Regions from separate parts of the Homo sapiens genome. Here all the other regions are linked to region 1. The links are chromatin contacts, found by Hi-C in ENCODE. All regions are on one chromosome and are shown on one strand. The core of a region is the stretch at or near the end of the contact, and the rest is flanking DNA. Distances in the headings are between cores, read along the strand shown. Region 1 has its middle 270 kb from the start of CWC27. Region 2 holds the start of RNF180 (ring finger protein 180). Region 3 holds the start of ERBIN (erbb2 interacting protein).

Region 1 (4,292 bases), core at 433-2,932:
TAGCAGCTAGTGTGGAACAATGGATGTGAGTTCAAAAGATTTAAAGGCCTGAGACTCCAACAGTGATCCAAAGCAGATAAAAGGCCCTTCTCCCTGCCAAGGCAATCTAACGTGCTGTAGCACTTACTGTACTGGTGAACTTCATGAAGCAACCCTAGTGAGACGTTTGTTTTCTAAGGGAAAAGAAAACAGAAAGATTGTGACAAGCCTTGATGTGATTAAAACAAATGAGCAGAGCAATATGTTTGTAGGTATTGTTGAGAGGTGCCGGTGCTGCCCACCTGGCCCAAACTCCAGCTCTATCTCCGTCCATCTCTGTGTTCCAGGTACTTTCTTACACCCTGCCCACTGGACCATGGGCCTCTGTGGTTCACTGGTTAACACTTGCCTAATCAACTAGACAAACACAGGACGGGACAGCTGGGCGCTGAGCTGCCAGGGCACATGTGGGAGCTGCTTCAAGACTGACCACGAGGCCAAATTAATCTAAGAACCTGTTGCAAGAGCAAATGCTGTGAAGGCAAGATGGAGGTGTCCCTGGGGGCCCAGTGGCTTCTCAGTGAATGGGCTTCCATTCTTCTTTTCTGCTTGACCAGCCTAAAAACAAGAGGCTGGCCTCACAGAGGATTCTTCTTAGAAGATATTGCAGAGCCACTTATAAGACCAACGTATTTCACAGCCCAATATCCTTACTGACATCTCAGACCACCCCTCTCCCCACCTTCTTTTAATCACTTTCTTTTCTCCTCCAGGGCACAAACAGCTTTTATGCAAATTATCTCTCAGGACAGGTGTGAGGGCTTTCCGCAAAGAAAGACTGATCGCATCCAAGGTCCTTTATCCCTTAGAGGGCTCCCCAGGGACAAGCAACCTGTTCTGCCCCAGGGCTGCCGGACGCCCAGTTTTCCTGCTGTCTCTCATCACAGGGGCGGTGGGGCGCGCCCGCCTCCAGCCTGGCTCTGGACCCGGGGCCCCGCCACCTCCCAGCAGCGGGCGCAGAGAGCCTTCTGGTTACCCCCGAAGCTGAGGATTGCAGTGTTCTAGCAATGGATGAAATCCTTTTTAACCGACTGTAATAAAAATAAGATTGTGAATAACATGTGACTATAGACCTCCAAAAAACTGGCGGCTGTGAAACCCATACTTTAAGAAGCATGGCCTCTCTCTCGAAGTGGCTTCCAGTGACGGTCCTGGATCTACTTCACCCTTTTTGGCTCGGGTACTGGAACAGGTCTCGGCCAAACTACTGTCTCACCGCCATAGTGATAATCATCTTTAAAAGCACAGCTAGTCGGTGCGCGACCACTGCGCGGTACAATAAGAACCTGTCGGGGAGGGACCACGGCAGGCGACTGGGAGCTTGTGGACTGCCAGGGTCTGGAGCGGGCCCGGCCATCCCGCCGCTGCGCATGCGCCACCCAGGCCGCTGGCCGGAGAAACCTAGTGGCGGCGGGAGGCGGGAGGCTGGGAGTACGCGGGGGAAGCTGGAAGCGGGAAGCGGGGAGACGCGAGGTGGGGGCGGGGCGCACCGGCGTCCCGGCTGGGCGTGACGGGCGAGACCCCAGCCCGGTCGCGGCGTCTGAGGTTGCAATCTCGTCTGGGGCACTCTCGCGCCTCGCCCCTACCCGACTTCTTTTCAGGGATTAGTTCTGACTTCATGATTAATCAGCACTTTCTGGTTTCCTTAGGGTGACGTCATCTCTGCTCAGAGATAAAACAGGCTCCTTTTTGAGGGTTGCGGGCAGCCTGGGGGCCCGGGTCCGGGAGGCTGTCCCGGGGACTGCGCCCCGCCCACAGGCGACAGCCAGATCGCGCTGCCGGCCCCTCGAACGCTGGGTTCCCTGGCCACAGCGCGTCTTGTTTATTGCTTTTGCGGACTGGTTAAATGCAAAAGCTCAAGGTTTTCTTTCTTTTTTCCGTAATTATAAAAGTAGGACATGCTCTTTTAAAGGGTGGAAAATTACGAAGAAAAAAGTAATCACCCAAAGCCCCACCCTCTAGACTCAACCTCTGTTAACGTTGATGCATTTCCTTCCTGTCTCCCCCCACAACCCCCTTTCTTTGCAGCAGATCTTCAGGTTTTTAACGTCATTTAGTCATGTTATATCATTTTGTAGCCTACCTTTTTCACTTATATTGTGGCAGAAACTTTTTTGTGCTTTTTTCAAACATTGCTTTAAAGATCATAAAGATCTACTCCTTTAGTAGAGGTATCATCAAGTACTTAAACACTATTTCCGTTTATGAGCATCTAAGATGTTCTCAGTTTTTACTAGTGTATGAGGTAGACCATCCCTTCACCCTTACTTACATTTGCCAGGGTTTGATGGTTGGTGGAGCATACAAGCCCAAACTAAAAATTTGATCAAATATATGTCAAATTGTGAGCAAAACTTGAAAGCTTCTGCTCTTTTCTATATTGCTAATGATAGAGAACCTGGGCAGAAGCTGATTATTTGCAGGATGAGCTTTTGTGCCTGTGAAGGAAGGCCCTGACCTGAATGGGACGTGGAGAGTTTTGCAGTGGAGATGGAGGCTGGTGGCAGAAGGCAGAATGAGAAAGAGGGGCCAAAGAAAAGAAAGTCAGCTGGCGCCTAAAGGAAAAACTCCCCATGAAGATAAATGGCTGATGATTTTTGGAACACTGATGTTGAACATGCTAATTCTGTTAGTCCAAGCTCCAGTCTCCTTGTTTCTTTTACTAAAAAACTAGAGAAGTACAGGAGAAAGAACTGGGCCTAAATGAAGAGAGAGTCACACTATTTAGTGCATTTTCTGCCTTCTAATCTGTCCCCCTTCTCTAAAGTCCTTTTCCCACTTCATGAAAGGGTAATATAAGGTTTCCGTAAGATTCTAGATATCCAGGATAAGCAGAGGACATGAACCATCCAGATCTTCTCCCTCTCTCTTTTTTAAGATGGGGTCTTGCTCTGTCACCCAGGCTGGAATGCAGTGGCGATCTGGGCTCACTGTAGCCTTGACCTCCTATGCTCAAGAAATCCTCCCGCCTCAGCCCCCAAGTACCTTGGACTACAGGCACACACCACCACGCCCGGCTAATTTTTTTATGCTTCTTGTAGAGATGGGGTTTCACCATGTTGCCCAGGCTGGTCTTGAACTCCTGCTGACCCCAGGCAAGCTGCCCGCCTCAACCTCCAAAAGTGCCGGGATTACAGGCATGAGCCACCATGCTGGGCCCATCTAGAACTTCTCTGTGAGGTCTGGCATGAGCCTACTTCTATTTATCCCCTGCAAATCACTTTAACTGAAAGCTGTTCACTTCTAAAATGAGGTTACAGGAAAAAAAAAGTAAGTATGTTTTGGTAACTGAACGTGATGGTGGGAGAAAGGCTGGTGGTTTGAGAATAAACTCAGCCTCCCAGGGCCTTTTGCCTAGAAGGTCTTACACACTCTTGCATTGGTTAGCCTGGTTAGTAAAGGGCATGCAACTCTACTGCTTCTAAGAACACTGTAGGTCCTTCCTGTGCTCAGAGTTGTGTGACGATCTGTAACTCAAGGGAGAAGCTGGAACAGCCAGCTTTTGACATCTCCCTTGTTGCTTGGTCTGGAGCAACTTTCCCTTTATGAGAAAAAGTGTGACACAAACTCTGTCTCCAACCAAGCCAGTTTTCTCCATGCTGAGTATCTGTAAGAAAAGCCAGATTGATCAAGAGGCATTCTCTGCTTGGTTTAAATTCGCATGACAAAGTAGGCAATTTTGTGTAATTGGCACGTGCTTTGCAAAGTAGCCGTCCATTCTTGAGCCACCTGAGAACTGGCAGTGAAGCAGTGATTTAACTTCAAAAGGGTGAGAATGGCTGTGGTGGCTTTCTTTTCCCTCTTAAGGCGGAAGAGGTTCCTGTCTCCCTGTCTCCTTCCCAGAACAGCTCCCTCTACTGACGGTATGGCTGTCATCCTCCCTCTAACCCACTTCCTCACCTCTGTGGTCTCCACCTAGAATGCAGGTGACTGTGTCTCCATAGGGTGAGATTTGCTCAAAGAGTAGAGAAAACCCGGCATCCTGAAAGCAACACTCCAGACCTGGCTGCCAGCCACAAACCCACTAGCTCCTAGATCTCCAAATCTACTCCTTTGTTTAGTACCCAAGGATTCTCACTGTTTCCATTACTGGAGGAAGGTTCCCTTCTAGCCATCCAGTTCACATAGGATTGGGAAGAAGCTAGCTCCATTCTCATCATAACCGGTGAGATCAGTTCCTCCAGGCTTGGGCTCCCAGCATCCCTTCTCCAAGTCACAACATTCTCTAGACACTTGCTGACCCTGCTATGTTC
Region 2 (4,819 bases), core at 1,038-3,537, 870 kb before region 1:
TAAGAGATTATATTACATTACTGAATTAGAAAGCATCAAGACTTTCATCTTGTCTTTCTTCTTTCAGTCCTGTTTGTAATAAATCTTGTACCTCCAAAAGTTTATTTCTTTAAAAAGGAAGCACTGCAAATTCAGCCAGGAGGCCAATCTTTTCCTCTAGAAGTTACCCACATTCTCCCTCTTGGGTGTTTCCAGGGTGGTTCCCTCCCGGAAAGGAAGGTCAAGTCTCTCTCAGGCTTCAAAGCTCTCTGACATTTCTTGCCATCTCATCTTTCTGATTCTAGGTGGAGAAAGTTTTCTGCTTTTAAAGATTCATGTGATTAGGCTGGGCCTACGTAGGTAATCCGAAATAGTCTCCCTATTTGGGTCAGTCACTTTTATGACATCAGTAAAGTCCCTTTTCTATATACTGTAACATCTTTGCAGGATCCAGAGATTAGAATGTGGACATTTTGGGGGAGCCATTCTGCCTACCACAGTTGTTGCGGGTGTCACCTTCACTTCTCTTTTCTATCAGATTCTCTGTCTAACCACTTTGTTATAGAATACATCCTCCAATTGCTTCCTGAGAAAGAATGCATGAAAATACTATTTAAACCTTTGTATATTTGAAAATGTCTTTTTAAACCTCATACTTCATCAATTTCAAAATTGGAAATCATTTTTTTCTCAGAATTTATCTTTTATTTATGTTTCTGTTGAGAATCCAATGCCATTCTGATTTCTAAATCTTCATAAATCACCTCCTATTTTTTCCTCCATGAAAGTTAAGATCTCTCTGACTCATGTGGTTTGAAATTTCACAACTTGGTTATAGAAAATTTTTATCCATTAAACTGAGAGCTCATGTGCTTCTGTCCTTTAGCTCTGAGAACTGTTGTCCTCGTTTTCTTTGGTAATTATCTTTCTTCTCTTTGTTCTACTAGCTGTTAGATATTCCACCTTTCCTTGCCTAACTGCCCTGGCTAGTGCCTCCACTATAATGTTGAATAGAAGTAGCAACAATTGACATCCTTGTCTTATTCCTGATTTTAGGTGAAAATGTTCATTCTTTCAAGATTAAGTATGATGTTAATTATGGATTTTTCAGAGGCTCTTTATTAGGTTGAAGAAGTTTCCTTTTATTCCTAGTTGAAGTGTTTATATCAAGAAAGGGTGTTAGATTTTGTCAATTGCTTTTCCTTCATCTTTTGAGATGATCATGTGGTTTTTACATTTAGTCTATTTAAAGTAGTGTGTTACATTAATTTTGTATGTCACACCAAACTTGCATTCCTGAGATAAATCCTACTTGGTCATGTTGTATAATTTTTTAAAATGTTGCTGGGTTTGGCTTGCTAGTATTTTGTTGAGGATTTTTATGTTACTATGCATAAGGTATATTGGTCTGTAGTTTTCTCGTGATGTCTTTCATTTTGTTCTTTATTTCCTTGTATTTCCAGATGGGAAGTCACTGCATACAGCCCTAATCTTAGGACAAGTTTCCAAGTAAGCCACTTCAGGCAAATAAAAATTTCTGTATCTAGCAGAGAAACAAAGCTGTATATTTTTTTTGAGGTTCCCTCCTAGCTCCCTTCCCTCTCCTCAAGCCAACTAATAAAACTTGCTTTTTATATTCCGAATCTTATTTATAGTCGTTTGATCATCTATGAGGCACCTGCAAGTCAACATTTACTGCACGCGGCCCCCTCACTCCCTAAATAAGCACTTTTGATTTACCGCCAGTCATCAACTCACCTCCCAACTGCAATTTGTCAAGAGTAGTGTCAGGTGCACTTTAGTGGTTAATCTCCTTGCACATCGGTGGAACTTTAGGCACAAGAAGGTAAGCAACGAAGATAGTGATATACGAAGGGAAAACTAAACCCAGGTAGCGTTGCCAGCTTAAAAGTCCTAGGCATGGGGATGGGTGGATGGGACGCCGGCCTAAGATTTTAGCAGGGAACAGACCCAGTAGTTGGCTTGGATCTCTTAACTCCAGAAAAGGCCGAGTGAGGACAAGGGAGACCACAGGGATAATTTCTGTGGCTCTGGTAAGGGGATGACAAGGGAGAAAAACTTTCCCACGGTTCCGTCTGGCCCGCGGCGCTTGTCTGCCTGCGCGGGGTCAAAGCCCGGCGCCGCCCACGCGCGGCTCGGGTGGGAACCCGCAGACGTGGGGCGAGCAGGGCCGCTGGCTGTGGCGGGCGAGCGCCGGGGCGCCACGTCCGAGGCCGCGGGGTCGGGGCTGCAGGCACAGCTCGAGCGCTTTCCGCGGGGTTTGGCTCCTGTCGCTTCCCGTCTCGCCGAACCGGCATCGCCGCCGCCGGAGCCGCAGCGAGTCCTCAGAGCCTGGCTGCTGGCGGCCGGGAGCGCCGGGACGGGGCGCGAAGCCGGAGGCTCCGGGACGTGGATACAGGTAAAGGCCGGCGGGTCGGAGTCGGGCGGGGCGCGGCGGCGGCGCCTCTCGGAGGGACCTGGCCTCGGCCGGGCCCTACCCAGCCGCGGTGGCCCGGGCCCCCACGTTGGCCCAGGCGGGGACGTGCCAAGGGGCTGGGCTAGGGTTGCCGCTGGCCTGGCCGCCTCTCGCCCGGCGGGCCTCAGGTGACGCGGCCGCGGCTTAACTTTCGCACCTGAGGCTCTCGGAGCGGCCTCGGGGCGCGCCCACCTGGAGGTTGGAATTACACAGGGTCGAAAAAGCTGAGTCCTGGAGGCGAGGCGCTGTAGGTGTGGCGGAGGAGGCCGGGGAAGGTGGGGTGGGTGCCAGGGGTCCAGTACTGAACCCTCTCCAGGTCTGAGGTGGGGAACTGCGTCTTGTTTAATTTCGGAGCTTGTGGGGACCACACAGCCCCTTCCACGGCCGATTCCCTCTGCACGGTTCCACTTTCCTTTGTCTAGCCCATTTCAGTATCGGCGTCGCAGTCGCTTTTGTTGCAGCCTTGGGTCCGGAGTGTACGACTTTCTGCTAGGCAGAGGTCATAAGCTCTGAAATCCATCGGGCGGAGGTGGGGAGATGGTCCTTTGGTGGGAAATTACTAGTGCTGTTATGAACACTAACACATATATTCCACCTTGTTTTTTTTCGAGATAGTGCTCATTATTTTCGTAGCATCTAACAGTTGTAAGTGTATCTGTGAGAGCATTCATTAGTTAACTTCAAAGGAGCATTATGCGGTCGGGTTACTATTATCCCATTTTATAGACCAGACAGCTGAGGCACCCAAGAGGCAAAGTGATTATATCAAAACTAAGCAGTCAATCCTTGTGGAATCTGTGATTAGAACTTGTCTGACTAGAGTTGTCCTTGGTCCAGTTGGTCTCTTAGTCTCAAACAAAATTTAGCTCTCAAAGATGGACGGTCTGATGCTCATTGTATTTTTATATACTCATTAATTGTTAAAACCTTTCTTAAAAAATAGAGTCAATTCCTTTCAGACTCCTGTTATAGTACCCCTAAAAGTGATACTTGAAAGATCATAAACACTTCAGTTTCAAATGAGTGGTATCATTTGAGTCGTAGAAAGAAGTAAAATTCCGTTGTCTTTTATCTGTCAGACTTTCGTCTCTTGTATAAATGTAGTGCCACTGGCAGCCCAAAGATACTTTGGTGACAATGGCAGAAACTCTAAATATTTATTTAATAAGTAGAATCGAGGAGGCGAGCTGTTAGGTTTCCCGGAATATTTGAGTAAGTTTTTTCTCATAAAGAATCAAAAATTTAGGAGAATAGTCATTTTAATTATTGTAATGAAAAATTATCTCGTAATTGTGTACGTGTTATGTTGTACTTTATCTCTCTGGAACCATCAACAATTTACCAGTTTCCCTAGGGTTTGCTCTTAGTTTTGTCAATGGTATTTTATTACCCCATTTTTCTTCCTCTCTTTCATTTTTTGTGTGTTTGGTTTTTCAAAGTGAAGATTTTTTCTTCGAAAATTCAAAAAATAATATTGAAAAAATCAACAAGATTTCTTTCTTGATAAAATAGACTTAATTAGCACTTTTTTGAGTGTGTCTGAGGACCGACACCAGCCTCTTTAATAAGCACCTCATACATGAAGCAGGAATTCTTCCAGGCAAGAATGCAATAAATTAATCATTTTAATATATTTCTGTAATATGACATAGCTACCTGAATGATAATGCTTTTTACTCTTACAATGTCTTTTTCATTAAGGAGCATAAAGATTAAAAATTTCGCTTAAATTTTGCTAACTACATAGTACAAGGGGACAGTGTGCTTAGACTTAATTGTTGCTTTCATGGAATAAACACAGTTCTCTCTCCCTTATACCACCTCCATTTGGCCATCTGAAAAAAGAATGGTGATGTGTCCTTTCCTTCATAGGGATATTTGGGGAATTAATGAAGTAATATCTCGAAAGTAGTTTGAACTCCACGGAAGAAAGCAGCTTTGTAACTTTGAAATGTGATTGCAGAGTCTTGAAACATTTTCCCTCCTTAAACGTGCTGTCGTTTATATTTTTAGAGAGTGGTCATTCCAAGTAGTCACCTCAGGAGGCTAAAAACTTATTCCAGTAGTGCTGCTGCCATTCATAATTATTTTGTATTTTTTGAAATTTCTAGTCAATTTACAAGCAAAATAAAAACATTTCATGATAACATTCATAAACACTTGTTTTTGTTTCTATTTTTTAATCAAAAAACTAATTCAGCTTGAGTACCTATTTTCTTTGCTAAATTTGGCAGAATGATTTCTACATGGTTGTAAAACTCAGTTCTACCTTCAAGATTTTACCACTATTAAGGATATTTAAAGGATTGTCCTGATGGCTACGAAGGCAGTTTTAAAAGGGCAGTTTAAAAATAGTTTAAAATA
Region 3 (4,959 bases), core at 467-2,966, 890 kb after region 1:
AAAACTGTGCAATGTTATGGTTGAGGCTTTCTATTTGCCATATGTGTTGACAGAATGCTTAAGAGTCTCTCTCCGCAATAAACGCGAACCCTGCCAGGCTGAATTATTAGGGCCAGCGCAATTCAACGACTGCACCACCACCGAACCGCTGGGGTTGGAAGCCTGCGTCGCATCGGAGCGTACCCATGTTTCTTCTAACAAAGGCACGATCTTGAGGCCATTTCGCGGGCCCTTTTCCCACTCCCAGCGCCAGCTTTGTCTCCCCGCCGGTATGAGGCTGAGACTTGGAGGAGGCTGAGCTGCGCCGCTGGGGAACAAGCTCGAAGGGCGGGCGTGGGAAGCTGCACCGCGCTGCCGCTGTGGTTTCCTGCGACCTGACCGTGCCATTAGAGGAAGTTGGAGTGCTGCAGCTGCAAGAGATACCTGCTGCCTTCAAATCAGGGCTGGACTCCAACAACCCCTGTGCACCGATTACTGTCGTACAAAGAAACTCCATCGGCCGGCGCGGCGGAGGCCTGTGGGCTCTCTATCTCTCTGGCTGGGCGCTGGGCCGCGAGCAGACAGCAGGGTCGGCGTTGCCAGCGTTCCCCACCCTGGGGGGCTCGGGAGTCCGGGAGTGCGGGGTCGGGGAGCGGGCAGGGAGCAGCGGGCAGGCCTCGAGGGGCCTGGGCCAGAGTGGGCCTCACGGCGCGCCTTGCACGCGAACCCACGGCCGCCGGCTGCCCCTCCCCCGGCCCCCGGCCCGCTGCCCCCAGCCGCCGACGTCGGCCCGCACCGCCCCCGCGCGCTGACTGGCCCGCGCAGGCCTCCTGCCCGGCTGTTGGCGGTTGGGGCGAAGCCGGCGGGAGGCCGCCCCGCCCCCGCCCCCGCCGCAGAGTCGCGGCGCGCAGCCTCTTCACCCGTCGCGGCCGGGGCGGTGGCGCTGTTGCCGCCGCGGCCTGTGAGGCAGTAACTCCCCTCCGCCCCTGCCCCATTCCTCCTCCTTTCTCTCCGCTCCCTCCGTCCTCCCTCCCCTCGCCGTCTCTCGCTCGAGTGAATGTGGCGCGGCGGCGCGGGACGCAGTCTCGGCCCCTGCCGCGGCCCCGCAAGCTCGTGAGGAGACGGAGCTGCCTCCTGCTCCCGCCCCCTGCGCGTCTCGGGGAGCCACCGCCGCTGGCGAAGGAGAACAAGCAGGGCAGCGGAGGGACGGTGGCGGGAAAACGGGAGAGGGAGGAGAAGAGGGTTCGAGGGCGAGTAGGGAAAGCGGGGAGGGACGGACGGAAGGACGGACGGCCCGACGGACGGCCCGGGGAGGGGGCCGCTATTGAGCCTGCCCGACTCCTCGGCTCCGGCTCCGGGTGGCGGCGGCAGCGGCGTCGCGGACGAAGGGCGCGGCAAGCGCTATCGAGACAATAACCCTGCCGCCCGGCTCTGGGGGCAACGGAGAGGAAGCGGTGGCGGCCTAGCGCGGCCGAGGCTCGCCGAGCGCCCGGGCAGCGTCCTCGCCCCCGCCGGCCGGGTGCTGCTGCCGTCCGGTGTGCCGGGCGCGCCGGTTGCCCGGAACCCGAGGCTCCCGGCGGCCGTCCCCTCCCCTCCCCCTCTCCGGTGCGCGCGGAGCTGGTTTTCCGGGTTCCCCTGGACGGAGCTGGATCCTGCTTCTCGCCAAGGCAGGAAGTGAGTTTCGCACTGCAATTCCGGGCGGTGTCACGAGTGAAAAGTTTTGTTTTTTTTTTTTTCGGCGGAGATCCTCGTTGGGGCTGGGAAACTCCTGCAAAACTCGAGACCAGGAAGCCAGCCCGCACCCCAACCCCCACCAAAGCCACCTACTCTTCTTCTGTGGGAGGCCAGTCCACATCCGCTCTCACCCGAGAGAGATATTCAGCTGGATCCAAAGTGACTGATGAAGGGAAGGAAATCATGTCAAGCGAAGCCTTGAAAAAGCTGCCCTGAGACGGTGTCCCGCCGAAAGGTAATTTTCACGAAAAGTGTCTCTGAGTCACAAAGTTCATGGGACTTTGTGACTCGGAAAAGAGATGATTCTTTAGTGTTTTTCACTCTTCTCCAAGTTGCCCTAAACCCTCCTTTTCTCATATCGAAGCGGTTAATAATTGAGGGGCTAAATAATCGAACTGCACCCCACCGCGTCCCTTCTCCCCCCTGCCCCCCCCACCATCTGGACTTTGAATTTTTTGGAAGAGGTTGTAAGAATGCGGTGGGACGAAAAGTTTTTAGTAATCCGAAGAACGATTGCCTTTGTTCAGCACAGGGGCCAGAAGTTTTGGCTTTCTGGAACGTATAGAGTGTATATTAAGTTGCTCAGCCAGGCACCTTCTGTTTGGGAAGAAAGTTTGGTCGCTGCAGTGAGTGATTTGCTGTTATTGAGATGGCTGCCGCGTTTGTTTATACTCATACCGATTATATTGGCGCTTGCGTTAATTGTATATAGAGGTATTTATTTTTATTTTTTTATTTCCAACCCTGATCAGTATATTTAGTTAGATTTTAGAAACCAAAAAATCTTGCCATTCTTAGTTGTTTTTCAGGGTGAGTAATATATTTCTTTAGTTGTGTGTAGTGTGTGTTTTTCAGACGTTTAGCGCCGTATAACTTGTTTAATTAATTGAAAGCAAGGATCGACTAGGCTTTTCTTGTAACTGATCCATTACGAAGAAAAAAGGAGTAAGGACTAAGAATAGGGAGAGATAATTAAACAACATTAACAACCTGTAAGACGTTTAATAGGACTTCTGTACAGTTCAGAACAGACGATGGGAGGGGAAGTAAAACGCTTAAAACGATTTTCAAGGGAATCACAGTGATTGTGATAAAAAGCTGTGCTTTTCGAGTAGTATGGTCTTTACATTTTTGTGTTGTCCCAAATGTTTTTGGTCGGTTCTGCATAAATAGTGATAGGTTCTGCCTACATCTGTGGGGGCAGGATTCATGAAGCATGGCAGACATTCCACCAGTCAGAGCTATGAACACTTCTGAACCAATGGGGACTAGTTTTGATAGCAGTAAACCCAAAGTTTTTTTCAGTGGTGTTTTAGTCTTTTTCTGTTTACTTTTTTTCCCGGTATTTTTGCGGTACAGGGAGGTGAAATACAATACTGTACTTTTGAATATATATTGAATAAATTTGGTAATCCTGTTGGTAGGTATATCCTAAATATATATTGATGTTTAGATTGCCTATGCTGTCTCACGTAATGACCGGAAACCCGAGGAGAGAGTTGATTTTCTTTAGTTCAAAGAGAAAAAATAAGTTTTAAAGATCAGGATCAAATTATTTCACAATTTGTTCTTTGCTACTTCAGCTTCATTAAGTACATCTCCAAAGGCAGTCCTTTATTTATTACTGTAGTTTTGATTTTTTTTTTCCTCCCCGGGGCATGGTCTCAGGAGATTCTTTTTTTTTTTCATTGTTGGTAAGATTTGTGAACCATGGAATAATTCTTGTTAAGTCAAACTAGCTTTATCAAAGAATTTAAAGTGCATAACTCATCTACTTTATGATTTTGGAACGTATCATTAGGCTGCAAAAGAGGTTATTCTTGGGCATCTGAAAGAGGTGAACAAAATAAATGGCATTGAACTTCAGTTTCCTTATATGGCTTATACTTGGCTTCAAAAGCAACAAAACCTTAATAGAGCAAGTCCCTTACAGAGAATTATCGCTTTATGAAGATGGTTATTTATTAGTAAATTTTGTATAAAAAAAGTATTGTAGCACTTGAAAATGACTATTTAAGCCTCTATTTTTAGATTTAGTTCTTGATTTTTTTTCTCAGGAGAAGAGTAGTATGTTTCGATGCAGACAACACGTTTTATGAAGTGAGGTGTTCACCTTTGTGTTTCTTTTTTTTCTCCTCAACAAGGCATAATTTACTTCGTAGTTTTCTTGGAATTCTGTTAGTTTATCACCGAATTAACTTAAATTTTAGGTTTTATACTATTGTGAAACTATAAGTATTTTCGAAGCTTTGTTTAAACTGTGACAAAGGTTTGAAAAGAGGTTAATAGAGGAGTCATCCGTTAAAATATTTTTAAATGGCTTCAAAATTTGGATATTCTTCTAGTATGGTGTGGATTTTCAAAGATTAAATTGGCAAATAGAGAGTACTTCCAAAGTCTATATTGCACAAAATACACACTTAAAGGCTCTGTTTATTGAAGGTAATCATGAATTTTCAGGACTTCAACTGATTCAAGTAGTACTGTTACGAGGTCTCCTTGCCATTTGAGATCAAACTATTGTAAACTTTATGTATAAAAAGCTTACAGAGGTACAAACATGGAAACCAAATTTTTATTGTATGCTGTTTCTTAATGAAGTGATAACTATAGATACATTAACATATATCATTGGCAAATCTCAAAAATCGATTATTTTACACATTGTTGGTATTGCACTATTAGTAGTAAATAATACCCTTTAAGAAATAGTTAAAAGTTTCAGAAAATAGGTGTATATTTCAAAATTACTTATTTGAAATAATTGCTTACGGATAATACGATTTAGACTTTAAGCTGCTTTTGTTTTGGAAATAGATTATGGCAGTACTTACAGAGTATTTGGGATTATGCAGAATTTTAGTGATGCTGGGTAGCAGTTTCTTTTTTATTTTTCGTAATTGCTGCTTATCCAGATTCTCCTTACATACCCTACTTGGCTGCTTGCATTTTGACTCTTTGCCTTGCTCATTCATTTCTTGAATTTGTTACATGCTTGCTTCCGTTTTCTTTTTCTGGGAATACATCTCTATTATAAACCTCTAAAGATGTCTTTGTCTTTTCCTCTTTTTTTTTTTTTTTTTTTTCGAGATGGAGTCTTGCTCTGTTGCCTAGGCTGGAGTGCAGTGGCACAATCTCGACTCACCACAACCTCCACCTCCCGGGTTCCAGCGATTCTCCTGCTTCAGCCTCCCAAGTAGCTGGGATTACAAGCGCACATCATCATGCCTAGCTAATTTTTGTATT

Evidence for each region. Hi-C counts contacts between places; a loop is a spot of excess contacts on that map. Pooled maps may share reads with other maps.
Region 2: a pooled map of heart left ventricle shows a loop between it and region 1 (2.2-fold over the local background). The contact joins the promoter of RNF180 here to the enhancer-like site in region 1. A Hi-C loop is called at or near these places in 2 of 37 single-sample maps with no recorded cell type and 3 of 50 pooled maps.
Region 3: a map of ascending aorta shows a loop between it and region 1 (7-fold over the local background). The contact joins the promoter of ERBIN here to the enhancer-like site in region 1. A Hi-C loop is called at or near these places in 3 of 168 maps with a recorded cell type or tissue (ascending aorta and naive thymus-derived CD4-positive, alpha-beta T cell) and 17 of 50 pooled maps.

Annotation. Positions count from the first base shown.
Region 1 is chr5:65,034,114-65,038,405 of GRCh38, forward strand. No RefSeq gene overlaps it. Among named protein-coding and RNA genes, the nearest start is that of CWC27, 270 kb to the left of the region's middle. RefSeq lists enhancers at 1,401-1,917, 3,749-4,043 and a silencer at 1,478-1,527. Within about 2 kb of position 1,683, at least 41 of the 41 ENCODE cell types and tissues checked have a DNase peak (open chromatin) inside an H3K27ac peak, as active enhancers do; they include ascending aorta, where a contact is called at or near this core.
Region 2 is chr5:64,163,556-64,168,374 of GRCh38, forward strand. RNF180 (ring finger protein 180) reads left to right here and starts at 2,288. Exons shown (of 8, transcript NM_001113561.2): 1 at 2,288-2,398.
Region 3 is chr5:65,924,859-65,929,817 of GRCh38, forward strand. It overlaps ERBIN (erbb2 interacting protein), which reads left to right and starts at 1,717. Exons shown (of 26, transcript NM_001253697.2): 1 at 1,717-1,948. RefSeq lists enhancers at 1-441, 1-160, 1,066-1,690, 1,651-1,870 and a silencer at 481-1,570.